7 separate regions of the Homo sapiens genome follow, and all the other regions are linked to region 3. A link is a loop called in an ENCODE intact Hi-C map of the cell type or tissue named here. Cell type or tissue: OCI-LY7. All regions are shown on one strand. Region 1 overlaps LOC101928923 (a long non-coding RNA gene). Region 2 overlaps ARID1B (AT-rich interaction domain 1B). Region 3 has its middle 190 kb from the start of SNORD28B. Region 4 has its middle 25 kb from the start of ARID1B. Region 5 overlaps ARID1B (AT-rich interaction domain 1B). Region 6 has its middle 48 kb from the start of TMEM242. Region 7 overlaps ARID1B (AT-rich interaction domain 1B).

Region 1 (4,000 bases), 280 kb before region 3:
ACTCAGGAAAGCACTGACTGAAACCCACCTCTTTCAGGAAATCACTCCTGAACACTCCATCCCATCACTCTAGCCCTGCTGAACTTAAGACATAGTGATTGTTCGCACTTCTGCTTCAGTACGTGAAATGTCTGGCCATCTTCTTATATATGTATGTCAAAATGATATTAATAGTAATCATAATAGATACAATTTAATAAGAACTAGTTACTTTCCAGGAATGAAACCTAGAAGTCATTTAACCAATGGTTATTCTTTACTACAAGGTCAAAGTAATTTCTCTATGCTGAATTTTCCTTTGTGTTGAGTTAAGAGAGTAGGATAGTAAGAGCCATGTGCCCTTCCTATTCACCTTTTGTCTGGTTTGGTTTCATTTCAACATAAAAACTAAGTCTTATATCATTGGTAAAAGAAAAAGTACAAAGTTATATGCAATGGTTACTTTTTAAGATAAAGGAAAAATGAGAATTAAGAAAAGGACTTCAAAGTTAATTTACCAAAATCCAACTACATCCTTGACATGTGCTGACCTCAATAATGCATTAATTACAAAAGGATTAACACTTTTCTCCATTGTAACAATGTAGTCCTCTGTCAATGGAAGGTGATAACAATATTTGCATTCATCCATTAGCATAGGATTCATAGATTATGAGAAAGGTCTTAACACTCTTCCTAAATGAAGTCAAGCATCCAGTGAAGGGACAGAGCTTCTTTCATAGTCTAAGAAGAAGAAACATTTTCAAACACTCAGCAACATCTTGCTCCCTGCTCTGCCCAAAGCTGCTAGGGGTGCTAGGAATGTGCTGACTGGCAGTATTTAACCTGTTTGCATGTAACTGGCTACACTGCATCAGCAACTCATTCTGATGATACTGTACAAGACACTATTTTCTGCATTATACACTCAGCCTTCCCTTTTTCTGCTGCCCACTCAGATAACTGTCAAATTTCAGATTGGATGCAATGGCTCAGTGAGAGAGATAGAAATAAACGCTATTTCTTCCCTGAATGATTCAACATGTTGCAAGCATGTTGGACTGGAGAATACCATTAGCATGGTAAATTTTAGTTATAAACATTTAGAGTTATTTTTTTCTTAACTAAATTCCAACACCAACTCTACTACTGTCTATGCCTTGAAATAGGATTTTGTACTTTTTGTGGAATGACATGACTCTTTAAAAAATGTAGTAAATATAAGGATATTTGGGCCAGGGAAAGAAAAAAGGATTTATGAATAGTATACACACCCTCAGGGGAATTTTTCTTACTCTTTCAAGTTTGTCCTCTCCTCTAGGTCAAGTCAGTAACACTGCCAAAGTCTTTAGAGGCATAAGAAAGCCTTTCACATGCTTATAACCTTGAAAGATGAATAGAAGAATATCTAAGAACTTCCCTTAAAGGTTCATTGTTTTTTCTCTATGAAAAGGATATTTGGTTGAAAATAAAAGAGTTAATAAAAGTGCCAAATTCTACCACATTTCTACCACTATTTAAACTAGTTACTTTATCGTACACACACTTCCTGAGGTTTGAGCTCTTAGGCAACGTGAAAGGACGTGGTGGCATCATTTGATAGGCTTGGTTTGGTAGGCAGAGTACTCAGCTGACTCCCATAATTTTTGTCTCTTTGTGTCCCTTTTGCCCATGATTATGTTCTATTGCATGGCAAAAGACATTGTGTAAATGTAATTAAGGTCACTAATCAGCTGACCTTGAATTAATCAAAGGAAAGGTTATCTGAGAGAGCCTCAGCTAATCATATGAGAACTTTACAAGCAGAGAGTTTTCACCAGCTGGTGGCAGAAGAGGAAGGCAGAGATTCAAAGAGTTACATGGGATTCAACATGAATGAAGTCCTCTGTTGCGGAGATAAGAGAACCATGCATAAGGACTTCAGTGTGTGCACTGGGAGCTGAGAGTGTCCCTTGGCCAACAGCAGGCAAGAAAATAAAGACTTCAATTCTACAATCAAAAGGACCTGAATTCTGACAACAATCTGGATGAGCTTAGAAGGGAATTTTTTTCCAGAACCTCCAGGTTAATTCCAAACCCCTTGATTTTGGTCCTGTGAGACCCTAAACAGGGGACCCAGTTGTGTCTACCCAGATTTTTGATCTACAGACCTATGAGATGATAAATGGGTATTGTTTTCGGCTGTTAAATTTGTGGTACTTTGTTCCACAGCAATAGAAAATGAATCCACTTGATATTAATTGAGAACTGGTCTCCAAACTTTTTCCACTATTCTCCTGCTCAAAGTCTCCCTTTCAACCAAATTGTATTTAATGGCTCCTAAATATACCTTTTGCTTTCTCCTATTCTGTATTTACGCACATTATTTCACCATTCTGGAAGGCCCGTTTTCTGTTTAATCAACATCTTTGAGACCAACTCAGATGTCATGAATGAAAGGATCCTAATACAGCCTGCAGTTCTCTCTCCAAAATCGAGTACTCTTCACCTGTATAATCTGTTGTCAATTAATCATGTCCCACTTTATGGTACATTTTCTATGTGGTCTGTATCCTTATTTTATTACTACCTAGTTTTTGTTAATTAGTGAGGATCTTGAAAGCAAGGGCTCCTAATTTTTATGCCTCACTCTACCCTTTATATACCTTGCACATCACAGGCACCCAATAAATATTTGTTCAATTGTTTTGTTCTAAAGTATCTCTCTTCAATGTTAATGAGATTAAATGACACCAAAAGTCCAAAGAAAACCTTATTAGCCAAGCAGTAGGAATCTCAGCAGTGACCTGCCCCACATTCTGCGTGGCCTTTAACTATCGTGAACCCTAAACACACTTAAACTGTCAAAATTAAAAATGTAACTGCAAAAACAAGATAATCACAGAAAATAATTTTTGCCAATTGATTTGTGCGACTTTCAATGACATTGTAAGCACCCAACTATTCCCTGAGCTGCCAATTTGCCTAGGAAGGGATGTTCTCCACAGACTGTATTTACAAAGAATACACCATTCACAGGAATGTGCAGGAGAGGAAAAGCACCAGAGAAAATACAAAGAGTTTTGAACGAAATGCTGTTAACAATTAAGAATGATCAACAGAACAGGCTTGAAGAGGCAAGGGCCGGAAGTTACTTGTAGCGTTGCAAACCAGGTAATTTGGTATAATCCCTTGAAATACAAATGGGGCTTAAAATCCCAGCTTAGACATTTACTCAACTAAATGAACCTATTTTAAAGTTTCGGGGAAAAGCAACAAGAATATAATTTGGAAAAATAATGAGAGTCAACTTTGTCACAGCCCAGTGCCTCCCTCTGACGTTACCACCCAACCCCATAGCAACATGTTGTTCCACAACCGTCTGAAAATTAAACTTGAGCCTTAAAAATGTCACTATCTATTTTTCTTTGTTTCTCAAAGGAAAATGTAAAATAAAAATCAATTTTACATGCATTTTATGTGCTCTCTAATATATATAGAATCATAGAATCTGAGTGCTGGCTGAGACTCTGGCAGGCTATTTTGTTTATTCTTCTACATTAGGCAGGCCCACACTTAATCCTTCCTTGATAGGAAAATCTCTATCATTTTTAAAGACTTTCAGAGAAGGAGATTTCTTAGACTCTCTCGAACCTACTAAGGTAGTTAATAACTTTTCTTATTATCTAGCCTAAATCCTTCACACTATGCTTAAGACTCATTTCGTCTTCTCTGACGTTCACTAGAGGCAGGAGAAAATTTATCACTCTCTTTCATATAAGAAATATTCATATACTGATAATAATTATGGCATCGGCTCTGCAATCTCCTAATGAAATATTCCACAGCTATTGTGCTTCTCTGCTAAACTTTCTGCAATTTCTCCTGCCCTCTTTTATCTATAAACCTCAAAATGGTTGCCAACCTCTGTTAAGGATTTAATTACCTGATACTGAAATCTTTGATAGTTCTTGTATGTTACACCTTGGGCATCCATCCAGGGCCATATCTCAGGAATATAGGAGGAAATAAATCATCCAAG
Region 2 (4,000 bases), 290 kb after region 3:
CTATTTAAATTTTACTAAGGTTACCTTTTGAAGACCACTAACCTGGTTGAAGCAGTTAAACTTGCTATCCGTTCTTTGAAACCACATTGAGTGAGAAAATTAAAAAGGAAAATGGCTTAAATATTTTCCCCTTGACAGGAGAAATGATAAGTATTTACTGTAAAGTGTCCAGATAATGTAAAGGAATATGAAAGTCACAAAAATTCCCCCATCATCTTTCCACTCACAGATAACAAGTGGTTGTATGAAGGGAACGAGGTGCTTCATTAATCTTTGAACCTTGCGTATTTGTCCCGTATTTATTAACAGCATTGGGCAGTGTTTTTGAATGTTCTGTGTGGTTATATTATTTATTACCGTGGGGGAATGAGCCAGGTCTGGCTCTTTGAACACTGCTAATTTACATGAAGAAAATGTCCCCAAGGAGGAGACTTAACTAGGGAAAGACTCAGTTACCTTGGCCTCTCTCTGTGTGTGCCAGAGCCCCCCTGCAAGCACTAGGGGCTGCTTCTAGAAAGGGGACCCAGATCTTAAGACTTCGAGGAGGAAGATACCCTATTTGTTCTCCAAGACCATTCAGTCGTGAAGGGTTCAACTTGTTCCGGGTTATTTATTTAGCATTCTCTATTTTCTGCTTTGCTTTTGACACTCCAATGTTTAATTGTATATTTAGGAAATAACAATGAAGAGTACGTTTTTAAAAAGAAGAATGTTTTCTGGAAGGGATTTCCCCCCACTTTTGGACAGTGAGTTAGACTCCTTCTGAAGCCTCTGGATCTAGGTTATTACAGGGTTTGTCTTCTTGAAGCTGGAACTGTCCAACTGTTGTGCTATTTCAGACCTGGCCTGTCTTTCACTTTCAAGCTCCAGAAATAATTTATAGCTGTAGGGTGTCAGGAGTGGGTTTGAACTGGGCCTGCCCAACGTAACATGGAATTGTGCACAGATTGTTAAAATTACTATTTCTGCATTCAAATGACTAAGTACAGTAAACTTTTTACTGGCACAGTTAATTTATTTGAATATTTATTGGTCGAGTGCTTCACGTAGAAGACTAACATAATGAAAAAGCCCAGCACATACTCAGAGCTGATTTGGCTTTTTAAAAGATTCTAGGCTTGAATATAGCTAGCTAAATGGTCTTTAGCAAATTGACTGGCAGTAAATTGATCCCTGTGGACTGTGGCTTGAATCAGCCTCTCATTCTTTAAAGGTATTATGGAGATATTGTTATCTCAGCGCAAGGCTGGTCTAGAAAAGGGATGCTTTCAGTACAAATACTTGTTACTTACATATTTCCTTCCTAACTGGGTAAAGTTATATTTCTATTCTTTACCTCTCGCAAGAGCATATAGGGACTTCGAATCAGAATATTTTGTTCAATTGTAATAGCCTTCACAAATTTAGTTTGTTTCTGTGTTTAAGTCTCTTTTGACTTAAAAAAAAAAATTTGAGGCCGGGCGCAGTGGCTCACACCTGTAATCCTAGCACACTGGGAGGCCGAGGTGGGAGGATTGCCTGAGGCCAGAAGTTTGAGACCAGCCTGGGCAGCATAACGAAACCTCCCTGTACAGAAAAAATTTTTAAAATTAGCAGGGCGTGGTGATGTGCACCTGTAGTCTCAAGCTTGAGCGGTTGAAGTGGGAGGACCCTTTGAGCTCAGGAGTTTGAGGTTACAGTGAGCTGTGATGAGGCAACTGCACTCCAGCCTGGGCAACAGAGCAAGAAGACTCTGTTTCCCTGTCTCTTAAAAAAAAAAAAAAATTAAGAGCCAGTGATTTGGACCTTCATTAATTCAGTGTTTTCATTGACTTACTCATATGACTATTCCAACCAGAAGGATGTAATTTTTCCCCCTCTGAGCCCCCAATTTTACCATTAGCAGATGTTTTTCCAAAACTAACCACAAGGAAGCATGTCAAGACTAACTCAGAGGATTATACAGAGGATTAAACTATGATTTAATTACAACAGTGGGCTCTCTGGCTCTATTAATAGCTAATGACTTGTATTATATTTTCCCGTGCCTGTGAACTCTATGCTATTTTAGACCTTTCAGATATTAGCGACCCCAGCTACAGCTATCTTACTTACTCTGAAAGTAGGAGCCTCTCGTTTCATGTTTAGTTTTGTTTTATAACTTAATATTTCTTCCTCCTTCACTTAATTGGGAGAGCAAAAGGTTTACTAAACAAACAGGTTTGAAAACCCAAAGCTTCCCTCATGTCTTGGTGAGCTTGCTGTGAAGTGGAGTAGCCTGTTATAATGCTGATAGGGATAATGGCTGGAAGCTTTGTGCTTCCTTAAGGAATGTGCTACATGCATCATTTGCACATACAGTGATCGGTTTGACTGGTGGAATTACTAAGACCATGGTATAGGGTGGTACTTTAAAATCTTACAGTGCTTAAGGACTGGATTAGGAATTAGGACTTAAGAATTCTAGGTTTAACTCTGTGCTTTAAATCTTACTTAACACATTGGGATTATAGTACTTAAGTATGCCTGTATTGAAATGTGTTGTGAGACTAGATGAAAGTCTATGTAAAAATGAATTTGAAATATTTGGATATATTCTTTAAAACAATCTTATTGTGTGTTTTTATTCAGAGCCCTAGAGTTGTCCTGAGGATGAGTATTTTCCCACCGCGGGCATGAAAATGGATCCTAATGGTAGACCCAGTCCTCTAGGGTGGTCAGTTTGAGGCCCAAGCTTCCTTTCCAGGGAGGCAGTGGCTTAACCTGGGTCACCCTGTAGGAGCAGTAGCTGGAGGCTGCAGGACAGGTGCTTTTTTCTCCTCCCACGTGTGCTTTTTGTGGTGGAAGAGGGGGCAAGGTGTAGAAATGTCTGACTCTGATTCCTCCATCTGCCAGCACAGCTTCTCTTGTTCTCTGTGGTCTCACCTTTATGGCACAGTACTCTTTCCTATTTGTCTTTGAGCTCTGAGGCTCAGCCCTAACCTCGAAGAGATGGCTTCTGCATCTGTCAGATGGGTCTCATAGTATTACCTGCCTCCATACGTTTTGTTTTTAGTTTTGTTTTAAGATAAGGCCTTGTTCTGTTGCCCGGACTGGAGTACAGTGGCACGACCACGGCTCACTGCAGCCTAGGACTCCTGTGTTCAAGTGATCCTCCCACCTCAGCCTCCTGAGGAGCTGGGACCACAGGCATGTACCACCATGCTGGCTAATTTCATTTTTTGTGGAGATGGGGTCTCACTATGTTGCCCAGTCTGGTCTCGAACTCCTGGGCTCCAGTGATCCCCCACTTTGGCTTCTCACAGTGCTGGGATTACAGGTATGAGCCACACTGTGCCCAGCCCTCCATAAATTTTTGTGAGGTTAAATGAGGTGATACTTGTAAATAATTTAATGTTTTCACTCACTAAAAAACAAACTTTTTTTGGTGAGAACGTTATGAATGTTTTCATAAAACATGTCGTTCTTCAGGGAGTTGTGAATTGTGACATTAACAATTTCCTTTTATCAACCAAAGCTAGCTACTAGTACCTGTTCCTACCCCCTCCTCTTTCTGTTTTTCTGGCAGGGGGCACTAAGGAACGAACGGAATTGCCAGGGTGAGCTGGAATGAGCTTGAAAGGCTGTTTTCCTTGGTTTTGAGTGATTATTGACTTGTACTTGGGGACTTTCTGTGGAATTCAGAAAATTAAGGTTTCTTATGACCCATAACCTGAGGCAGTTCAGGAAGCCCTTTGGGGCTGTGAAGCAGGGGTAGGGGCTTGTCCTGGAGCAGAGCACGGAAGATTCAGGTGTCTGCTTGGTTCCTCCAGGCTCTGGGATGTTAAGCTTATTAAATAGCCTCTCTAGACCCAGGGAACATGTTGGGTCAGCTTTCAAAATTGACAAAATTGTCTCAGGACTGAGGAAGTGTGGCCTGTTCCACAGTGCTTACAGCCTGCTGCTGTAAACCGTCGCGGTGTGCCCCCGCACCCATCCCGGCCATCCTGCCACGCGGAATTGTGTCCACCTCTAGATACCA
Region 3 (4,000 bases):
TGCAGAGGCAGAGTGGCCACGGTGCTGTCGGTGGCCCCGTCAAGGCAGGTTTTTCCCACCCTCCCCCCTTGCTCAGATGGGAGCGTCCGGGAGTCAGGGCTGCAACAGCCAGGCGTTGCCCCCTATACCACACAGTTCAGAGGAAGGAGAGGCTGTGAGGTCTATCTGCTGTCTCCTCCTGGAGCTCTCTCTTAAAGGAAAACAAAATCTCCCCCAGAAGACCAGCAGCCAACTTCTGGTCAAGCCACCTGGCCAAAACTGGATGGCAGCCCACCCTGGGTTTGGCGAGCACACAATGGCAGGTCCACGTGGAACCTGTTTGCCCGGCCGTTAGCCCTTTCTGACTCCTGGGTAGAATCAGGAGATGTCTTCGGCGGTCTCCCACAACCCAAGCAGGCTGTGAACTGAAGAAATGGCCCGGGTTGCTTCCAAGCAGAGGTCTGGAGATGAGACAAGACTTGCCCTGAGTTCCGTTCCCACCACGCCATTTCTCCGCCCCACTGGGCCTGGGGCCTGGCTGCACGGAACAATTTCCCAGGCCCCACCCATATCAATTACATCCAAAGCTCCAAGGGTTGGGGTCCAGGCCCCTGTGGCTTTGTTTTTTAACCTCCCAGTGGATTCAGATGCACAGTGAGGATTGAGGACCAGTGCTCTAGGTCAGTGGCTCCCAAACTTCAACAGCATCAGAGTCACCAGAGGGCTCCTTAAAAATACAGATCCCCGGCCGGGTGTGGTGGCTCACGCCTGTAATCCCAGCACTTTGGGAGGCCGAGGCAGGTAGATCACCTGAGGTCAGGAGTTCAAGACCAGCCTGGCCAACATGGTAAAACCCCATCTCTACTAAAAATACAAAAATCAGCCAGGTGTGGTGGTGAACGCCTGTAATCTCAGCTACTTGGGAGGCTGAGGCAGGAGAATCACTTGAACCTGGGAGGCAGAGGTTGTAGTGAGTGGAGATCGCACCAGTGCACTCCAGCCTGGGTGACAGAGCAAGACTCCGTCGCCAAAAAAAAAAAAAAAAAAAAAAAACAGATCCACAGCCGGGCATGGTGGCTCACGTCTGTAATCCCAACACTTTGGGAGGCTGAGGCAGGTGGATCACCTGAGGTCAGGAGTTTGAGACTAGCCTGGCAAACATGGTAAAACCCTGTCTCTACTAAAAATGCAAAAATCAGCTGGGTATGGTGGCGGGCATCTGTAATCCCAGCTACTCGGAAGGCTGTGGCAAGAGAATTGCTTGAACCCGAAAGGTGGGGGTTGCAGTGAGCCGAGATCGAGGCACTGCACTCCAGCCTGGGTGACAGAGCGAGACTCCATCTCAAAAAAAAAAAAAAAAAAAGGTACAGATCCCCACACCCCACAACCAAGTTTCTGATTCAGGAAGTCTAGGGTGGGGCCTGGAATCTTCATCTCTAACAAGCTCCCAGGCAATGATGATGCTGCCGGCTGAGAACCACTGCTTGACCCAATCTCCATCCAATCATTAGCCCTTTTGGAGCCTCTCCGCCTTTCTCATCTGTGAAATAGAAACAAAACAGCTGCCCCACCGCTGTCACTGGAGGGATTAAAGAGAACATCCACAAAGCACCTGGCACAGAGCTCACAAAGTACACAAGGCACTTAGCACGTACTCAAAAAACAGAAGGCTCTATTATTAGTCACGTTACAATGGAGGTGTCGGTGTGCTGTACGCGTGCAACCCTGCGCTGGCCCAACCTCCCCCCACCTAGTATTTTTTTTTTTTTTTGCCTTCTCAAAATGTGGAAGCACCAAAAAATAATGTGCATTCCTGCTTTCTGCACTGATTCTAACCCTCTGGAGTTTTCTTATAGAATGATGCTTATCAGAGGAAAAACATCTGTTCCACTTTCTTTAATCTCTAATTTATCTAATCTCCCCGTATAAAATAGGTATACTGCTAATGAGTAAATTCCTGCCAAGGGAATGAAAATGCTTGTTACAATTACTTATTCTGCTCATTGACTTTACCCTCTGTGGTCCAATATCACACAACATAAATATAATGGATGGGCCACTTTTTTCTGGCATCTTCATCACCGGCCACTAATAGAGAGCCTTTCAGAATAGAAAGTTGTCATTTTCCATCTCTCTACTCGAAGCACCAGACACAAGTTTGCCAGAGTAAATCTCCTCCTCAGACAAGTGAGTGTCCTCACCCAGCCCAAGGCACAAGCCCCGAAGAATCCTGTGCGGTGGCGACGGTGATGGAGAGAGGCCACCAGAGGGCGCAGAAGAGCAGCAAGGCTGCCCCCTCCAAGGCCGGCGACTCGGCCACCTGGGCCGCCAAGCCCTGCATGGGGTGTTTATCGTTGGAAAGGGTGTTTTTCAGAACCTATAGCACCTTGGTGGTTCTTAATTTTTTTTTAAGTTAATAATCAAATACGATTTGCTCCCATGTGTTTATAAAAAGTAAGCCAAGATGACATTACTTAAAAGAACAGAGCTAGATCAAAAGAAAGTGAATGAAATTTGAGAATTGTGGCGCTATGGGGGTGAGGTGGGGTCGTGGAGGGCCATCTGGAATGAATGCCTCATTTTACAGAAGAAACAAGGATAGGACGAGTAAACAGAGGGCCACAGCCAGGCCCAGGCCCCGGCTGCTGGTTCTGCGTCTGCTCAGCCACCAGGCTCGGGCAAAGCCGAAAACGTCAAGGACCAACAGACAGGCCATCAGCCCTCGTCTCCTCTCTTTTCCATGTCTCTTTTACCCTGGGAAAAAGAGAACTGACGTTTCATATTATAACCTGAATTTGTACCATGACTTTCCATGGTTATTGGAGTTTTTTTGCTATTTTTATTGTGGTAGAGTATAGACAACATAAAAATTTACGATTTTCACCGTCTTTAAGGTACAATTCAGTGGCATAAAGTACATTTGCATTCTTGGGCAACCATCACCAACCATCCATCTCCAGAACTTTTCCATCGTCCCTAACGGGAACTCTGGACCCATCAAATTCCAGCTCCCTAATCCCCTGGCCCCCAGCCCTAGGAACGCCCATTCTCCTTTCTGCATCTATCAATTTGCCTATTCTTGGAACCTTACATAAAGGGAATCCTGCAATATTTGTCCTAGTGCGTTGGCTTCTTTGATGTAGGACGATGTTTTCAAGGTTCAGCTGTGGTGTGGCAGGTGTCAGAACTTCCTTTTATGAATGAATAAGACTCTTGCACCTTTGTTCTTGATACCCAGAAAAATGCTGCAAGGCAAAATGGAGGGGCAACTCTGGTCTTCATCTTTCAGATGAGGACTCTGAGCCCGGCACTTACCTGCCCACATCCATACAACGTGACAGCAGATCTTGGACTCACATCCAGGGCTCTTTGCCCTCCTTGTCCTGGGATTTTTCCGGGTACAGACAGTGGCCTTCTGTCATCGCTCTCCTGCACACAGACATGGAGAGATGCTTCCTTCTCAGGAAGGGCATTCAACCCACCTAACAAACACACGTGCGGCTCCACTGCGGAAAGAAGGTGAACCAAACTAGAAAGAAACAACTCCGTGTGGTAACGTTTGCATAGATTATACCACCCAGTCACAAAGCTCTTCTACACACGGGGTCTCAATGTTAATAAAAACTTAGCTGGGGACAGGGGTGTGAATATTCTATCTCATCCCAACTGAGGTTAAGACAACAAGCCACCGTGTATGCCAAGGCCCTTTAAAGTCCCGGCTTCAGCTGAGAGCACTCAAGGGTACAGTGGCTGGATGTCTTTATTCCAGTGAAGTTTCCTGGGGCCATAATTCACAGAAGTCCTCTGTCCTGGGGCCACTAAGGATTGACTGTACAAGTGAGCTGTTTCTCACATCTACCTATGTTTTACAAAAGCACACACTGTAGGTTCTCTTGCGTTCCCATTATCGAGATGACTGTTAATAGTTATCTGTACACTTTTTGTACATCACCTCAGTTAACTCCTGCATATGCTCTGTGCATAAATGAAGGTTTAAAGATCATGTAACCAGCTCAGGGTT
Region 4 (4,000 bases), 190 kb after region 3:
AGCTGGAACTACAGGCGCCCGCCACCACGCCCGGCTAATTTTTGTATTTTTAGTGGAGACGGAGTTTCGCCATGTTGGTCAGGCTGGTCTCAAACTCGTGACCTCATGATCTGCCCGCCTCGGCCTCCCAAAGTGCTGGGATTAGAGGCGTGAGCCACTGCGCCTGGCTAAAATGATAGAATTTCTAAACTATTTTTTTGGTTTTTACATTTCTGACTACATTGCATTGTATGTAATATGAAGTGTGCTCTGTAGGAAGTGAATACGTTGGTATTTGGGTTTTGTTCGTTCGTTTGTTTGTTTGTTTGCTTGTTTGTTTTGAGACAGGGTCTCACTTTGCCGCCCAGGCTGGAGTGCGGTGGGACGATCTCAGCTTACTGCAGCCTCAACCTCTCAGGCTCAAGTGATCCTCCAGCCTCAGCCTTCTGAGTAGCTGAGACTACAGGCCCGCACCACCACACCCGGCTAATGTTTTTGCATTTTTTGTAGACATAGGGTTTTTACCATGTTGTCCAAGCTGGTTTTGAACTCCTGAGCTCAAACGATCTGCCAGCCTTGGTCTCCCAAAATGCTGGGATTACAGGTGTGCACTACTGTGCCTGGCCTGCTTGTATTTGTTGATGTATTTGTTGTGTCTAGACTGTGGTCACTCTACTAATTATCTGTTTCCTCTAATTATTGGGGGCAGGATTCTGTATATGTCCACTAGAATGTGCTTATTAATTGTGTTGTTCAAGACATTTTATATTTCCTAGTTATTCATTGGCTTGCTATGTCAGTTTCTGAGAGGGATGTGTTAAAAATATCTACCATGTGGGATGGCGGGAGGGAGAGCATTAGGAAAATTAGTTAATGCATGCTGGGCTTAATACCTAGGTGATGGTATTAAGCAAAACACCATGGCACACGTTTACCTATGTAGCAAACCTGCACATCCTGCACATGTATCCCGGAATTTTTAAAAAAAGAATAAAACTACTCTGTATCAGCCATGCAAAAAACAAAACCAAAACAAAAACCTACCATGATTGGGGAATTTAACAATTTCTTTTAGTTTATCTATCATTGTTTATCTTTATATATTTTTGTGGCTATATTGTTGGGTGCAAACAAGTTCAGGATTGTTTTATTTTCTTGATAACTCTTCTTTTTATTAGTCAATAATGACTTTTTATACCTAACATTATTGCCTTAAATTCTATTTCATATAATTGGTATTGTTTCATTACCTTTATTTGTTTAGTACTTACCTGAAATATTTTTCAATAAGTTTACTTCAAATTTTAAGAATCATTGTATTTTATGTTTCTGAAGAACATGAGAGCATAAAACATAGATAAAATTTGTATTTCAATTCAGATAATCTCTGATTTGTAACAGGTGGTTTCATGTTTACATTTATGAGGATTCCTTATATTGGATTTATTTCTATCATCTTATTTTATGTTTTCTAGTTACCATATTTTTTCTTATTATTTGGGTTTTTACTTTTTCCTGCTCTCTACTGCATTTCTTGAGTTTGTTGCCTTTTTTTCCTCCTCCAGTGTTTTGAAAGACACGTATTTTATTCCTTTTAGAAGTTACCCTTAAATTTTGAGTATGTCATGCTTAATTTTTAAAAAAGCTAAAGCTCAACAGTAGCTCCATTTTCTCTCTCCCCATGTTATTGTTCTCTAATTTGTTAGTTTTACCAGTTTTTGAAAATCTCTCTAAATTAGCCTTTATTATTAGAGTTGTAGGGTATCTCATATACAGAACTTATCTTCCTGTCTTGAAATTAGAATTCATATGGAGAAATAAGGGTGGAAACAGGCAAGAATGAGAGTTGAAAATCAAAATACAATGTTAGCTTTATTTCAGGTAGGTCTGATTGCAGAGAGAGATTTTAGATCTGTGGACAGATGAGCTTGCTGATACTGTATTCCTGAATTAAATGGGCTTCATGCCTGATGGCAGAGTGGGACAACAACAAGTGTCCCCAATAAGGCTGTTTGCACAGACCACGCAGACAAGAATGCAGCTTCTCTGGGAGATGCAGCTCTGAAGGAGAGAAAACAGTAGGGGCTGAGCCAAGCACGTTGAGGCCTTTCTTCTAAACTTTGCAGTCCTCCTGCCTGGTGGAAGAATGGTTGAGGAGGCAGAAAGAAGTGCACAGTGTTCTCATATTATCACTTGAGGAGATTAGAGTAGACCTTTTCTCCTCTCTATGGACATATGAGCGGGAAACAGTTGTTCCTCTAACCATTGTTACTATTATTGCTGCTGTTATGAAAGTTGTTTTCCATATTCCCTGCAAAAGTCTGATTTACCTTGGAGCTGATATTTCAGTTTCAGCTCCCTAGTCTGCAAAGACACTTCCAAGGTCCGGGAAGAAGAAGTAGCCCCAGGAGAGTTAGAGGAAGGCAGCTCTGCCAGCCTGGAGGTCACTCTGCTCACCCTAGTGGTAGTCCTGGAGCTGCAGCATGGGGGTTGGGTACCAGGCCCCAGTGACAACTTGAACCTTAGGACATCAGCCTCTTCCCCAAGGAAAACATTCTGCGACACGGCTCTACTCCCAGCCCCAGGGCCATGTGACCGGGCTTCATGGTCCCTTTGGCACACGCTCTGCCCCTGACAACAGCCCTGGCAAGGCCGAGGGTGGCAGGGATACTGGGTGTGGTAAAACCCAGTCGACCTTGACCAGCTTGCTGTGACTGTGAGATCAAAGGGCTGAAGTTATGTCTGAGGATTCCCCTCGACTACCAATAACAAATTGTGAAGCTAAAATAAACTTTTCTCAACTATGACTGATTAAAAACAAATAAATTTTGCTACTTCGGGAGCTGAGGCAAAGAGGATCATTTGACACCAGGAGTTGGGGGCTGTAGTGTGCCACAGTCACACCTGTGACTAGCCACTGCATTCTAGCCTAGGCAATATAGTAAGATCGCATCTCTAAAAACAAACAAACCAACAAACCACAAATATTGACCTACTGTGTTAGAAGACTAATCTATCCTTACAAGACAGACTTATCTCTCTACTTTTTTAAAATAGAAGATGATACTTAGAAATTATTGTCACATTAAGAGGTGATCAAAGAATATATAGCCAAAAAATGTAAGGAATAAAATGTATAAAAAAGAAAGGGATTGGTTATAATAAAATAATTGAAGCTTGTATTTTAGTCCCGGATTTTGTGATGTTTTGAGGCACTTAACTACAACTTAAATTGTCGTGATTTTTATTTTTATTCTCAGTAAATCTAAACTTTTGTACCTAAGTATTTATTAATAATTTGGTATTCCTTTCTTTAAAAAGCACCCCCCCCCACTCCCCCGCCAAACTATTAAAGCTTTAGATCCCACAAAACTTGGGCCAAACTCAGCTTTTTTTGTTTTACGAGTCATGTTTGCTGAACTAGGTGCAGGGGCTCACACCTGTAATCCCAGCAACGAGGGAGGCTGAAGCAAGAGGATTGCTTGAGGCCAGAAGTTTAAATCCAGGCTGCAAAACACAGTGAGATCGTATGTCTCTACAAAAAAATTTTACAAAATTAGCCGGGGATGGCGGCATGTACCTGCAGTCTCAGCTATTTGGTAGGCTGAGGTGGGAGGAACCCTTTAGCCCAGCAGTTTGAGGCTGCAGTGAGCTGTGATTGTACTACTGCATTCTAGCCTGGGTAAGAGTGAGACCTTGACTCAAAAAGATTTTAAAAAATTTTTATTTATTTTTATTTTTTGAGACAAAATATTGCTCTGTCACCTAGGCTGGAGTGCAGTGGTGTGATCTCAGCTCACTGCAATCTCTGCTTCACAGGTTCAAGTGATTCTCCTGCCTCAGCCTCCCAAGTAGCTGGGACCACAGGCATGCACCACCACACAAAGCTAATTTTTGCATTTTTAGTAGAGATGGGTTTCACTGTGTTGGCCAGGCTGCTCCCAAACTCCTGACCTCAAGTGATCCGCCTGTCTTGACCTCCCAAAGTGCTGGGATTATAGGTGTGAGCCACTGTGCCTGA
Region 5 (4,000 bases), 450 kb after region 3:
CTTGTTATAGTGGTGGATTGCCCTTGTTTCAAATGTCATTGCCCAGTGTAGAAACCTCTGGTAATCCATCAACAATTCTGGTAAATTTTAAAGCCACATTATTGATTAGGGAGAGTTTTGGGAAGGCAGATTGGGAAATAATTCATACTCACTGAGCTACTCAAGAGTAATACTTCCAATCAGTAAAACATCTATTGGGGACCACAGGAAGATGTTCTTTTTGTTTGTTTGTTGTGGCTAATAGATGACTATTAGATTTTATAAAATATGTTTGTTTTGGCTATTAAATGACTATTAGATTTTATAAAATATATGTTTACTTACTACCTTGTTCCCAAAGGGATTTAAGGCATTTAGTTAGCATCTTTCTTTAGGAATTCATCAGTAGTAACAAATGAGCAGTGCTAGTTGAAATTCTAAAATAAAAACTCATATTCCTCTAGGTAATTGCTTTTTAACCTTTTTAGGGGTCTTTCCTGAGACCAGACTGCATTCATCTGAAAACAAACCTGTAGTTAGGACAATCCATGAGTAAAGAAGGCCTCATATTTAGAATGTCATAGCTTCTCAGAATCTGCTTTGAAATTGAAAGTCAACATAGCTCCTTCTGCTGTGGTGCAAATGTCTAGAGCCTAAACATCTCTAAAATGGAAACTGGGCTGGGTGTGGTGGCTCATGCCTGAAATCCCAGCACTTTGGGAAGCTGAGGCAGACAGAAGGATTGCTTGAGCCCAGGAGTTGGAGACCAGCCTGGGCAACATGAGACACCATCTCTACAAAAAAAAAAAAAAAAAAATTAGCTGGGCATGGTGTCATGTGCTTGTAGTCCCAGTTACTCAAGGGGCTAAGGTGGGAGGATAGGTTGAGCCCAGGAGGTTGAGGCTGCAGTGAGTCATGATAGTGCCATGGCATTCCAGCCTGGGCAACAGAGCAAGACCATGTCTCTAAATAAAAGTAAAGTAATAAGTAAAATGGAAACTGACTTGTTTTTAGTAGGAAAGAATGTCTAAACAAAAAGTAGTATGCTTTTTTTTTTTTTTTTTTTTTTGAGATACAGTCTTGCTCTGTTGCCCAGGCTGGAGTGCAGTGGTACAACCTCGGCTCACTGCAACCTCTGCTTCCCAGGTTCAAGTGATTGTTCTGCCTCAGCCTCCCAACAGCTGGGACTACAGGCATGTGCCACTACACCCAGCTAATTTTTGTATTTTTAGTAGAGACAGAGTTTCACCATATTGGCCAGGCAGGTCTCGAACTCCTGACCTCATGATCCTTCCGCCTTGCCCTCCAAAAGTGCTGGGATTACAGGCGTGAGCCACCGTGCCCGGCATAACTATTTCCTTTTTATGATAAAACTCTGCTTCCTGGAGATACTTGTCAAAAATTATTACCCATCTACATGTGAGACCTTCAGGTCTCAGCCTTACTCTTCGTTTACTAATCTGAAGTTTTGGATTTCTGGCGTATGAGAATTTCTGGTTTCCAGCACATCTCTTTCATTTCTGCTTAAATTTAGTAGCTAAATTAATCTGTAGCAAACTTTTCTATGGATTTTTGCAGGTGGGAAAATATACATAAATTCACAATGGATGGACCTTGCCTTCATAGAGGTTAAAAGGAAAATAGACATATATGTGATTATATATACAACAGTAAAATTCTATCAGTCCAGTGCAGTAGTACATAAAGTGCAGTACATTCCAACCATGGGGGGTCAGGGAAGACTTGGAAGCATGACCTCAAAGGGCAAATGTACAGGGAAAGTGAAGGGATCTGTATGAATAAAGGGCTGAAAAAAAATACGGTAGGCTCAGCACAGAAATCATGACAGGGTGCTTCATATTCCAATAATGAGTTGAGGTAAGGGGTGATATCATATGGCAGATTAGGAACAGATTCTCCAAAGCCCTTTATCCCGAGGTAAGAAGTCTAGACCCAGTTCTGTTGGTCTGAGGGATATTAAGCAGAATGACATGTTCAAATCTGTTATCTGAAGAGGACACTGGGGGCACTGTGAGGGAGAATGGGTTGGAAAGAGCCTGGTGTCAAGGAAACCAGTTTCACAGTATTCTAGGCTTAGGAGGAGAGATGCGAGTCTCAGTTAAGGCATTGGTAATGGGAATGGAGGCTAGTCTGTATTTCAGGAATGGTCAGATGATGTTTATAGCCAGCATCTGGTAAGTGCTGATTTCATTCTCATAACAACCATCAGAGCAGACTGTCGTCATATACATGAAGAAGCTGAGGCCCAGAGATGCTAAGAAACTTGTCTAACTTCTCCAAAGCCACTGCTTGGAGGAGTTAAATTTAGTTCTGTTTAGTGTTACCTGAGTCCATGTTTCACTTCCTATTTCTCTCTAGATTTGGAGGAAAAAGCAGTTCTGAAATTGTAAAATTTCTAGCCTGGTGGCTTTTGCTTTCATTAAGGAAGGAGGGAAGAACTTGTCCATTAAATGTTGGTACTCCTGAAGGTTCTGTTTTAGGCTCTATCGTCCTTTGTGATGCCTTTTTATGATAAAACTCAGTCATCCACGCTCACTCAACTGTCATCTAATTGCCTGCGAATCCATGTTCTTTAGTCTCCTGCAACTTGTGCCATGACCTGTATTTCCTGCTGCCAGCGGGTCACCTCCGCGGATATACCACAAGCATGTCAAATTGCCGAGGACACAACCATGCCATTCATTCTTCCCACCAAGCCAAAAGAAAATCTGGGTGTATCTGGACGACTCCTGTCTTCCCCTTCATATGCAGCCATTATGTTTCTAGAGCTAGAACCATCTGAAAATCTTAAGTCCTTTAGGGTTTTTTCGCCCCCTGCCTTTCTCTTTTAGCAAAGATAAATAAAAAGTGAAACAAATTGGCACAACTTGGAGGATGAAGAAGTAGCAAAAGACAAAGCTGTTAGAGGGATAGGAGAAAGTCATTTCAGGAAGGAGGGAATAGACATAACAAGCAAATTTGCCGTTCAGGAAATGTTTTATTTAAGAAAATTAATAATATTTAGAAAATAAATTGGATGGAAATAAATTTTTAACATTCCTTCTCTGATGAAGAACTGACCTAAAATGTAGTTAGTTCTTTATTCTTGCTTTTTAACCTTGTAGATAACATCATGTTAGTCATTTACCCCCATACAAGTTGAGCACTCTGTAAGGGATGTAATTTAAACATGTCTCAAAACCAAAAACCAGTCCATGGGCAGATCTTTTTATTGCGATAATATATAACTACATAACTGTAAATTGGAACCTAAAAATATATATTTAATATGAAATTAATTTTTTTTAATTAACCCAAACTTTAACTTTTTTATAAGGGGTTGTGTTTGAATGCTTTAGCCACTAGGCATGTGTTTTTCTTTCTGATGCTGTTGGAGCTATAAATAGTAGGTAGAACTGAATGAGATGGCATCACATAAACAACAGCCTAGCTTGGTCATTTCTCCTACTCAGATCGCGAGTCAAAATATTAAACAGTGGTGGTTTCAAACTATATGTAATTTCCTCAAAATTATGCTTCTCTAATATTTTTTCCATCGCTTTTTCCTCACCAAAGATTTGTTACCTCTCCCCTTATATAACTCTTGGTCATAACTCAATAAATTATTTTTTTAAGGAGTGGTACGTGAGTTTATGCTGTACGTGGTTTCTTTGGCTGATCTACTTGAGTCCTTAATTTTCTTACAAAAAGTAACCTGGAACTTATGGCTAGAAACGATACATTCTTACAATATTAATGGCCGAAGGAACGTTACTTCTTTGCAGAATTCGATAAAGAAATGAGAAATTCGGGGACCCGGAAACTTTTAGCGCTTGCCCTGAACAGCGGCCCGGAATCTCCCGCCCACCCGTCCCTGCCCGGATGCCTGCGCGGCGGCGGCGTCCTTCCCTCCTCGGCTGCGCTTTTACTCTTGGTCAGGGCCCGCTTGAGAGAGGGGGATTTTAGAGAGAGGGTGTGAAGGACGCAGGACCGCTTTCAGGCCGCCAGCTCTCAGGCCTCG
Region 6 (4,000 bases), 710 kb after region 3:
ACATCTGGACAGGATTTCTCAATCTGGGCACTACCGACATTTTCAGCAGTGAATTCTTTTTTCGTGGGGACCTGTGCTGTGCATGGCAGAATGCTTAGCAGCATCCTGGCCTCTACCCACGAGGTGCCAGTAGCACCCTCTTAGTGTCTCTAGGCAATACCAGAGACGTCCCCTGGGGGAAGAGAGGCAAAACTCCACCCACCAACCCCCTCCCCCCAGCCTCTCATTGAGAACTGCTGATCTGGAGGCACCCTAGTTGTCCGGAGGCGGAGGGAGGAATGGGGCTCCTTGGGGTCAATATGAATTTGTTTTGTATTCCTTGTATTTAAATCCACACAAGAAAGAGCCACTCTACAAAGGGCAGAGTTGTTTCAACTGCAGATGGACTCTTCCGGGACTAGAGGAAAGGATGGGATTTTCTTCTTCGAGGTGCTCTTTAAAAGGACACCCTGAAGCCCGGCAGCTGCAGCCAGGGATGAGACCTCACCAACCAAGGCGACGTAGGTAACAGGGCCCATGGGCCCCCAGGAGGCTCACAGGGAGGGCCCTCCCCTGGCCAGGCCTCGGGTGGGCTGGGTTTGCCGGCTATGCCCCGCCCACACTCGCCCTCCCAGCGGGCCCAGCTCCTATACCCTGCTGGGTGCGTCTTCACTGTGGTTCACAGAGAGACGTTCTCACTGCCTTGCTCTGTGGAAAAGCAGATTGCCGAGGTGGATGGGAGGGATCCCTATTTTGGAAAAATAACATATCACCGTACACACACCCACACGCAGAGGGGAAAATGTGGCAGCAGACACCAAAATATTCCTATAGTTATTGATGGAAGCTGGGATTTCAGGTGCCTTTTTTGCTTATGTTTTCTCATTTTTTGACCTTGAACATGTAGTTACTTATAACAAGAAAAAGTCATTCGAGAAAGTAAAGAAAGTAGACAGAAAATGGCACCTTAAAACCCAAACCGCCAGAAACACCACTTAGATCTCAAAAAGGCACTAGGAAAAGCCCACTTCTGGTTTTTGGGTTTTGGCAGCCACCATGCAGAGGGCGGCCCCTGGGTGCTGAGAGTTCCGGGGTCGGGAGTGGGATACAGGTGGGTAAATGAGGGGCTCCGAGAGGGTGCAGCTGCGGGCGCTGAGGACTGAACTCTCCTGGGAGCACGCGCGGGGGACAGGGAACGGCGGCCACGCCCGGGGACCGACGCTGCAGCCGGGAGGAGGCTCAGTCTCTGCGCCTGGGGGCGTCCAGGGAGATGCCAGGTGGGCGCGGCCAGACGCGGGACCTGGGGACCACGGCACCCGCAGCCACGCCTTCAGGACGCGTGGGCGGGACGGGCTCCGTGGGCTTCTGATGAGGACGGTCGGGGAGATGTCGCCTGCGCGTTTCCGGGAGCCTCCAGTGGCCCCGGTTCCAGGGGACCAGACAGAAAACAAAAGAGCAAAAGGCAGCCAAGGCCTCCAGCTAGGGGTCATCCCCGCAGCCCCGGTCCCGGACGGGGCGGGAGGCCGCTGTGGGGACGCGCCGCCGGGCCTCGCTGTCAGGTCGCCCGCGCCCCGCTCCGCCCGCCCCGTACAGGCGGCGACAGCCCCGCCTAGGCCCGCGCCTCGGCCGCCCTCTGCTGGGCGAAGCGAGCACCACGGCCGAGCGGCGGCCCCGGGAGCGCCGCGGGGACTGCAGAGCGCGGGGAAGCGGCGGCAGCGGAGGCTCGGCCTGGAAGGCAGGGGCCTTGGGGGCGTCCGGGGAGAGGGCCGGGGACATCTGTCCAGCGTGGGCCGTGCGCGGTGCCGAGCGCGCGGGGAGGGCCGAGGAGCTAGACGCGGACCCAGCTCCTCTAGGAGCCGGGAGGGATGGGAGGGACGGAGGGTAAACGGGCAGTGCCGGCCGAAGCCCGGTGGGACTCGGCGGCAGACAGACAGGCGGCTTCCGAGGGAGGACCCGGGGCCGGGCGCGGGCGGCGGGAGGCGAGGCCCTGGAGGCCTGGCGCTTCTCTGCACCGCGAAGACCCGGAGGCTTCAAGCAACAGACGCGGTTCTGGAGGCCGGAAGTCCAGAGTCAAGGTCCCCGAAGGCTGGGGGAGAGAATCTGTTCCATGCCTTTCTCTTGGCCTCTGGGGTACAGGGTCCTCAGTGTTCGGGGCTTGTCTCCCGTCACTCCAGTCTCTGCCTCTGTGGCCACATGGCCCTGTGTCCCTGTGTCTGTCTTTTCTCCTTTTACAAGGACAACAGTGGTCTTGGAGTAGAGCCCACTCTCATCAAATTTAGCTTCATTTTGGACGGGCGCTGTGGCTCACGCCTGCAATCCCAACACTTTGGGAGGCCAAGAAGGGCGAATCACCTGAGGTCAGGAGTTCGAGACCAGCCTGGCCAACATGGTGAAACCCCATCTCTACCCAAAATGCAAAAATTAGCCAGGGGTGGTGGCGGGCGCTTGTAATCCCAGCTACTCAGGAGGCTGAGACAGGAGAATCGCTTGAACCTGGGAGGCGGAGGTTTCAGTGAGCCGAGATCGCGCCACTGCACTCCTGCCTGAGCGACCAAGTGAGACTCCGTTTAAAACAAAACAAAACAAAAAAAACCTCCTGTAATCCCGGCACTTTGGGAGTCCAAGGCAGGCGGATCACCTGAGGTCAGGAGTTTGTGACTAGCCTAGCCAACATGATGAAACCCCATCTCTACTAAAAGTACGAAAAATTAGGCTGGTGGCGGGTGCCTGTAATCCCAGTCACTCAGGAGGCTGAGACAGGAGAATCGCTTGAACCTAGGAGGCGGAGATTGCAGTGAGCTGAGATCGCGCCACTGTACTCCAGCCTGGGTGATAGAGTGAGACAGCGTCCCCCTCTCAAAATAAATAAATAAAAATAAAATAAATAAAGTGTGTGTGTATACATACATAGCTTCATTTTAACTTGCTGAAAATGGAAAGGCCTGATTTTCAAAGAAGGCTTCAACACTGAAATCTTCAACACCAGGGGTTTGGACTTTAACATACCTTTTGTGGGGACACAGTTCCACATACAGCAGGCCTGTTCCAGGTGGGCGTGCAAAGTCCACAGGGCTTCACTCCCAAGGCAGAGAGAACCTTGAAAGTTGTCATGATCTCACCTCACCGGAGTGGCCCTAGAAGGCAAGAGCCCAGCCCTGAGTCCCAGCAAGGAGGATTCCAAGCACTTCCACTCCCCAGGGAGGGAGGGGGCCTGGGGACTGCTTGGGGTTTTAGATCAACCCATGTATTGTAGGCAACGATTATTTTATTCTCAAAAAACAAACATGCCACAAATATCCCTCCTTCACTTTCTTTAGTTAGAAGAGCAAGCCATGTTCACTGAGGGAAAATGGGGAAAGTAGATTATAAAGGTTTAAAATTCCAGTGCCCCATGATGGCCGCACACGAAAAGGTGCATCTGTCTACCTAAGTGGGTTGGATGTCACTGTCTGCAGTGGAATAATGCCACATGCCAACCTTTCTGGAACTATGACTTTTGCCGTCACTTTTTGAGTTTAGTTTCCTAGACTCATCAATAGGGCTGTTCTCTGAAAATATGACCTGCAGTTAGGACTCGGTGCCTCTATAAATGGCAGGTGCTTTGCTCATGTGGCTCAGAAGATGTGGAGAGTCTGGGCCTGTCTTGAGGAGGTGAGCTTGGGGAGGGTGCCCCTTGGCCACAGGCGCCACGCTCTGGCAGGACCAGGGGATGTGACCTTCTAAGGAGACACGACCCTGGTAAATAAGCAAGATAGCTGCCGGAAGAATAAGGCGGAAAGTGTCCAGAAAGGATGGGGGTGGGGAAGAGACCCAGGGGTCTCGCAGGCCAGGAGCAGGGCCAGGCTGGCTGTGGGAGAGTTGAGAAAGAGGGGGTGCAGGGGCTGCACGGAGAGGGGAGTGTGTGTGTGTGTGTGTGTGTGTACTGCTTCTTTTGAACAATGTAGAGTTCTCTATTACAATTGCTACATACCAATAGCCTTAAATGACAAACTAATCTCACAGAGTAAGATTTCAAAAAATA
Region 7 (4,000 bases), 380 kb after region 3:
TTTGTTTCTTAATCTTTAATGACACTTACGTTGGTTAGTGGCAAAAGGTCATGTGTTTTGGAAGCATGTTTGAATATTGCTGACATTCATATGGATGTTCTAAGCATGTAGATTTGATAATACTGTGAATGATTGGAAACTACCGGGAAAAGCTTTTTAACTGGGTTCAGCTTTTTGCTAGTTCTCAGTCCAACCCAGCTAGAAATGTAAATTGCTAAGACCATCTGAACCTGTGAGCTGGCAGGTTTTGGCAAAAGTTAAAATCTACCAGGTAAGAATTAGGTGTATGGCTATTGAATGAAGTATTTTGAAACCTTTTTATTTGAGGTTGATTTAAATGGTTGTCATTAAAAGGTTAAGAGTGGAGCTGTCTTCCGTTGATTGATCCTTCTCAAATCCTTATGAACATTAAAAAAATTATAAGTTAATGAAGGAAAACCCATATCTGTCATCAGGCTTATCTCAGTGTTCAGGCATGGATGATGCCTGTGTGTTGCTGAAGACTTAAGCTGTTTATTATCAGTATTCTCAAAATGTTATTAGGCTATGTTGAGTTTTAGAGTTTCAGAGAAAATACTTTATAAAATGGAAGCCTCCTGTGCCAGGGAGGAAGAGGAGGTTCTCTGAAGGATGGTGCCCTGTCCCCCAGAACAGCTACAGGCATACCTTATCATCTGCATCGTTTCAAAACCAAAGGTACAGATGCATTTTGATGTCTTGGGGAAGTTTTAAAGGGAACATGCAATACTTCAGCTTCTTAGGATTCATCAAGTTCTTGAACATAATTTTCATCACTGGTCTGTTCTATCTGGAGATATCAGTTATTTTTGGATTAAGATTAAGAGCATTTCAGGACCTTGCTGGAAAACCTGAATTTAGAAAATATGATAGTGACTCTGACAGATGTTTATTTTCCAAAATGGATTATTTCTTTAGGATGTGATATCCTGTGATTTTATTCCCTAGGATATTTTCATGATATTGATAGTCATTTTGAAAATAGAGGATAATGCTTGAACTTGAACAAGGTAGGAAGCAGGAAGGTATGTCTGTCTCCTTCTTTCAAAACAATCTTCCATTTAAATATTTGTTCTGTAAATGAAAATTCAATAAAACCTTAACAGTTTGGAATTCTTCCAGGAAAAAACAGGCTAAATATAATGGAAAGTCTGAATAAATTAATATTGAGAAAGAACTATAGTTTGCTTTTAAATAATTCAGATGTTTGTGTGCAAAGTGTTTCTAAGTTGACATACTCAGTTCCCGTTAAAATAAAATTCTGAATTCGTCATAGCTGAGATATTTGCTTAGTGGTAATGTTTTAATTTTAAGAATTTGTTTAATTTTTTAAAATACATTTCAACTAAGCATGCCCCTGAAAACTTTTTCATATAGTATTCTGAAGATTTCCATTTAAAATATGGGGGAAATGAATTTCAACCCATTTTATAGGAGTGTCAATTAGTTCCTAAAAAATTAATGAAGGAGTATGAAGGAGTACTATAAAAAAATAGACACTAGACAAAATTGGAGATTAAGAGAGGCTGAAGCATAACTGATTTGCAGGATATTGGTTTTGATAATAGAAGGATAAGGATGATCTATAGTTGATAAATGAGGCTCATTAAGTAAGAGATGATAAATGCAGATATTCCTGGCTAATAGAAAAGTCAGCATACAAATTTTGCCATAACAAGTGAGGGATGGGCAGGCTTTGACCAGCTTGCAGCTCTTCCAGTGACCTCTGTGAGGCCACGGAGCTCTTCTGTGGTCTGGATGCCTGGGCCACAGAGGCAGCGTGGACCCCATGGGCCTCAGGCCAGCAGAAGGGGGAGCCAGAGTGGGTCTCAGGGAGTCTAGAGCCACCTAGAGCAGAGCTTACAAGGAGCTCCACAATGGTGCAGAGGCCAGGGCAGGACTGCAGCTCCTGCAAGTGTAACTTTTTATTTTTTATGCTAAAAAGAAAAAAAAAAAAACACATGACTCTAATGTTCTGAGGTCCCTCTTCTCACCCTAGCCTGCACTTCTGGTTTTGGCATGGCAGTGCCTGCCATGTTGGGCTAGATGCCACCATCTTCACCCACCCATCCTCCTCCTCCTATTGCTTCTCCTGGGCATTGGGATCTGCTGCCTCCAGCTCCTGCAGGCAATGGCCAGTGTGAGGCGTTGAATGCATTCTACTTTATATTATCCAAGTTAGGTGGGAAATAGCTTTTAATTTACAGATTTTCACTTCGCAGGTAACTCTGAAGGCACACATCTGTTTTATATAACAAGGGATATATAACCAGCAGGAGCTCATAGTAGCATTTGTAGACTGGTTATTTGCTTTTATGTTTCTTTGGGACTGGAAGTAACAATTTTTAATGTTAACTGTCAGTTTAGGAGAGGAAATAAATACATGTAGAGAAGGTTCTACCTGAGCCAAAATTTCCCATTCTTCCCTCACAATGTAGGATTTTAGAGGTGTCTCTCTTGTTTTCTCATCTTTTTCTTTTGCCTTCTCTAAATTGTTGTAAAATAACTGAATGGTCTTGTTTTCCTTTGTTTGGGTCAAGAAATTTTAGCGGAAAATTGTTACTGTGTGAAAGAAGATTATTGACTCAACAAGCCTTCAATTTTCCGTGAATAACACTCCCACCCCCTAGCTTCAGGAACATGCCGTGCGTGCATTCTATTTTAAAATATAGACTGTAATTTAAAACAGGCATTTTGATGCCCCACTGAACTTTGTTTAAGCCTGGAATAAAAGAGGAGAAAAAAGCTGTAAGCCACAAAAAAGTGACTAAGCTTTCTCAACTACTTTTCTTCATAATGCATTCTTTAAAAAAAAAAAAAAAGCATGTTGGTACGATTGTCTCTTTCCACAGGACCGAAATTGTACCCAATTTTAGATCATGGTGTGCACATCTTTCTACTTGGTTCGTGATTGAGATACCATTTACATTTTTCAGTGCACAGGTTTGTATTTGTTGCTGTCTGTATGCATGCATCTGTGCATATGGTACGTGTTCATTGCATGTGAGAATATTCTAAAATTACGTATATCATTTTTAGCACTCACTTACTAATAGCTAATTTTTTAGAGCTCTTGATTTAACCTGATTATTAGACTGAAATGAAATAAATATTTAACTACAATTTTATTTACCATCGGGTCATTGTAAAAATTGTGATTTGAAAGTAGTTTATATTACTTGCCTTTTTTCCTCCTCACAAAAATGAAAATAAACAGCTTATAATGACTTGTATGGAAGAAACAATTGCTTTACTGTTTTTATAAAATAATATGTTTTGGCTGGGAGACCTATTCTAATCGCCACACTGAATGCCAACAGGGCAGACTCTCAGCTAAGGTTCTGGCCTTGAGCAATACACGTCATTTCTCAGAGCTTCTGTTTCTTTGAAAAATGAGTAAGTTAGATTTAGGAAACTCTAGCACCTTCTAGCTCCAAAATTTTACATTAAAAGCCATCTTTGTTAGTGTATGAGAAAAAGCACTGATAAAAACGGGCCCTTTGCATTTGGGAAAAAGTCAGTGGAGTGAGTAAAGTGCGGGTACATTGAAATCTTCAGAAACGGCTCCTGTGTGCTGCTTGGTGGCCTCTCTTCCATTCTCCGATGCCATTTGCTTTTGTAGCAGGGACACTTGAACTTATTGAGGGATTTGGGGTTGCCTTACTGAGTATATAATCTTACTATGCAGGCCATTGGAGAGCCGCAGACCTTCCTGTGGTCTCCCTCTTCTTGTTCATCCTAGAGATTCCAGAGGTCCTCCTTCCTCTCCTGTATGATCAGTTTGGGAGCCGTGATGTCGTTGCATATAGGGAAGTCTAGGGAAAAGGAAAAAACTTCATGGGAAAGGGAAGGGGGAGGCAGAACAACCAACCAGCCAACCAAATAAATGAAAAAGCTGCAGGACGCCGAAATCTTTGTAATGCAAAGGCTAATGCCAACCGGATGGTTTTCTGAACCAAGTTGATCATGTGGCAGTTGCTTT

The links. Hi-C counts contacts between places; a loop is a spot of excess contacts. Peaks named below come from ENCODE experiments on the same cell type or tissue, not always from the same donor. Only the 100,000 strongest peaks of a DNase experiment are listed, where the experiment ranks them.
Region 1: it touches region 3 in a loop (4-fold over the local background); 2 of 110 quality-filtered maps call a loop at or near these places.
Region 2: it touches region 3 in a loop (2.9-fold over the local background); 12 of 110 quality-filtered maps call a loop at or near these places.
Region 4: it touches region 3 in a loop (5-fold over the local background); 10 of 110 quality-filtered maps call a loop at or near these places.
Region 5: a loop joins it to region 3, with 4 times the contacts of the local background. A loop is called at or near these places in 46 of 110 quality-filtered maps.
Region 6: a loop joins it to region 3, with 12 times the contacts of the local background. A loop is called at or near these places in 23 of 110 quality-filtered maps.
Region 7: a loop joins it to region 3, with 2.4 times the contacts of the local background. A loop is called at or near these places in 25 of 110 quality-filtered maps.

The regions. Positions count from the first base shown.
Region 1 is chr6:156,281,479-156,285,478 of GRCh38, forward strand. All of the region lies in intron 2 of LOC101928923 (a long non-coding RNA gene), which reads right to left. Among named protein-coding and RNA genes, the nearest start is that of SNORD28B, 95 kb to the right of the region's middle. In OCI-LY7, a CTCF peak has its summit at 1,794 (motif pointing right); a DNase peak (open chromatin) is centred at 1,803; H3K27ac peaks cover 1,523 bases.
Region 2 is chr6:156,850,712-156,854,711 of GRCh38, forward strand. The region is part of intron 2 of ARID1B (AT-rich interaction domain 1B); the gene reads left to right. Among named protein-coding and RNA genes, the nearest start is that of MIR4466, 73 kb to the left of the region's middle. RefSeq lists enhancers at 1,672-2,369, 2,370-3,065. In OCI-LY7, no CTCF peak of the experiment used is centred here; DNase peaks (open chromatin) are centred at 510, 840 and 1,640; H3K4me3 peaks cover 2,393 bases; H3K27ac peaks cover 2,474 bases.
Region 3 is chr6:156,562,323-156,566,322 of GRCh38, forward strand. No RefSeq gene overlaps it. Among named protein-coding and RNA genes, the nearest start is that of SNORD28B, 190 kb to the left of the region's middle. RefSeq lists an enhancer at 1,948-2,197. In OCI-LY7, CTCF peaks have their summits at 2,232 (motif pointing right) and 2,435; DNase peaks (open chromatin) are centred at 1,609, 2,239 and 3,169; H3K4me3 peaks cover 958 bases; H3K27ac peaks cover 1,089 bases.
Region 4 is chr6:156,750,301-156,754,300 of GRCh38, forward strand. No RefSeq gene overlaps it. Among named protein-coding and RNA genes, the nearest start is that of ARID1B, 25 kb to the right of the region's middle. RefSeq lists enhancers at 2,469-2,538, 2,729-2,828. In OCI-LY7, CTCF peaks have their summits at 2,431 and 2,633; DNase peaks (open chromatin) are centred at 2,081, 2,681 and 3,561; H3K4me3 peaks cover 1,656 bases; H3K27ac peaks cover 2,464 bases.
Region 5 is chr6:157,017,187-157,021,186 of GRCh38, forward strand. The region is part of intron 4 of ARID1B (AT-rich interaction domain 1B); the gene reads left to right. Among named protein-coding and RNA genes, the nearest start is that of MIR4466, 240 kb to the left of the region's middle. RefSeq lists an enhancer at 1,908-1,957. In OCI-LY7, CTCF peaks have their summits at 2,006 and 2,814; DNase peaks (open chromatin) are centred at 2,005, 2,805, 3,405, 3,945 and 1 weaker place; H3K4me3 peaks cover 2,259 bases; H3K27ac peaks cover 2,281 bases.
Region 6 is chr6:157,273,262-157,277,261 of GRCh38, forward strand. No RefSeq gene overlaps it. Among named protein-coding and RNA genes, the nearest start is that of TMEM242, 48 kb to the right of the region's middle. RefSeq lists enhancers at 36-868, 869-1,700 and silencers at 495-654, 1,085-1,174, 1,375-1,934. In OCI-LY7, CTCF peaks have their summits at 1,618 (motif pointing left) and 3,648; DNase peaks (open chromatin) are centred at 170, 610, 1,330, 1,610 and 2 weaker places; H3K4me3 peaks cover 2,176 bases; H3K27ac peaks cover 1,294 bases.
Region 7 is chr6:156,940,657-156,944,656 of GRCh38, forward strand. All of the region lies in intron 4 of ARID1B (AT-rich interaction domain 1B), which reads left to right. Among named protein-coding and RNA genes, the nearest start is that of MIR4466, 160 kb to the left of the region's middle. RefSeq lists an enhancer at 1,375-1,876 and a silencer at 3,799-4,000. In OCI-LY7, CTCF peaks have their summits at 1,794 (motif pointing right) and 1,995; a DNase peak (open chromatin) is centred at 1,825.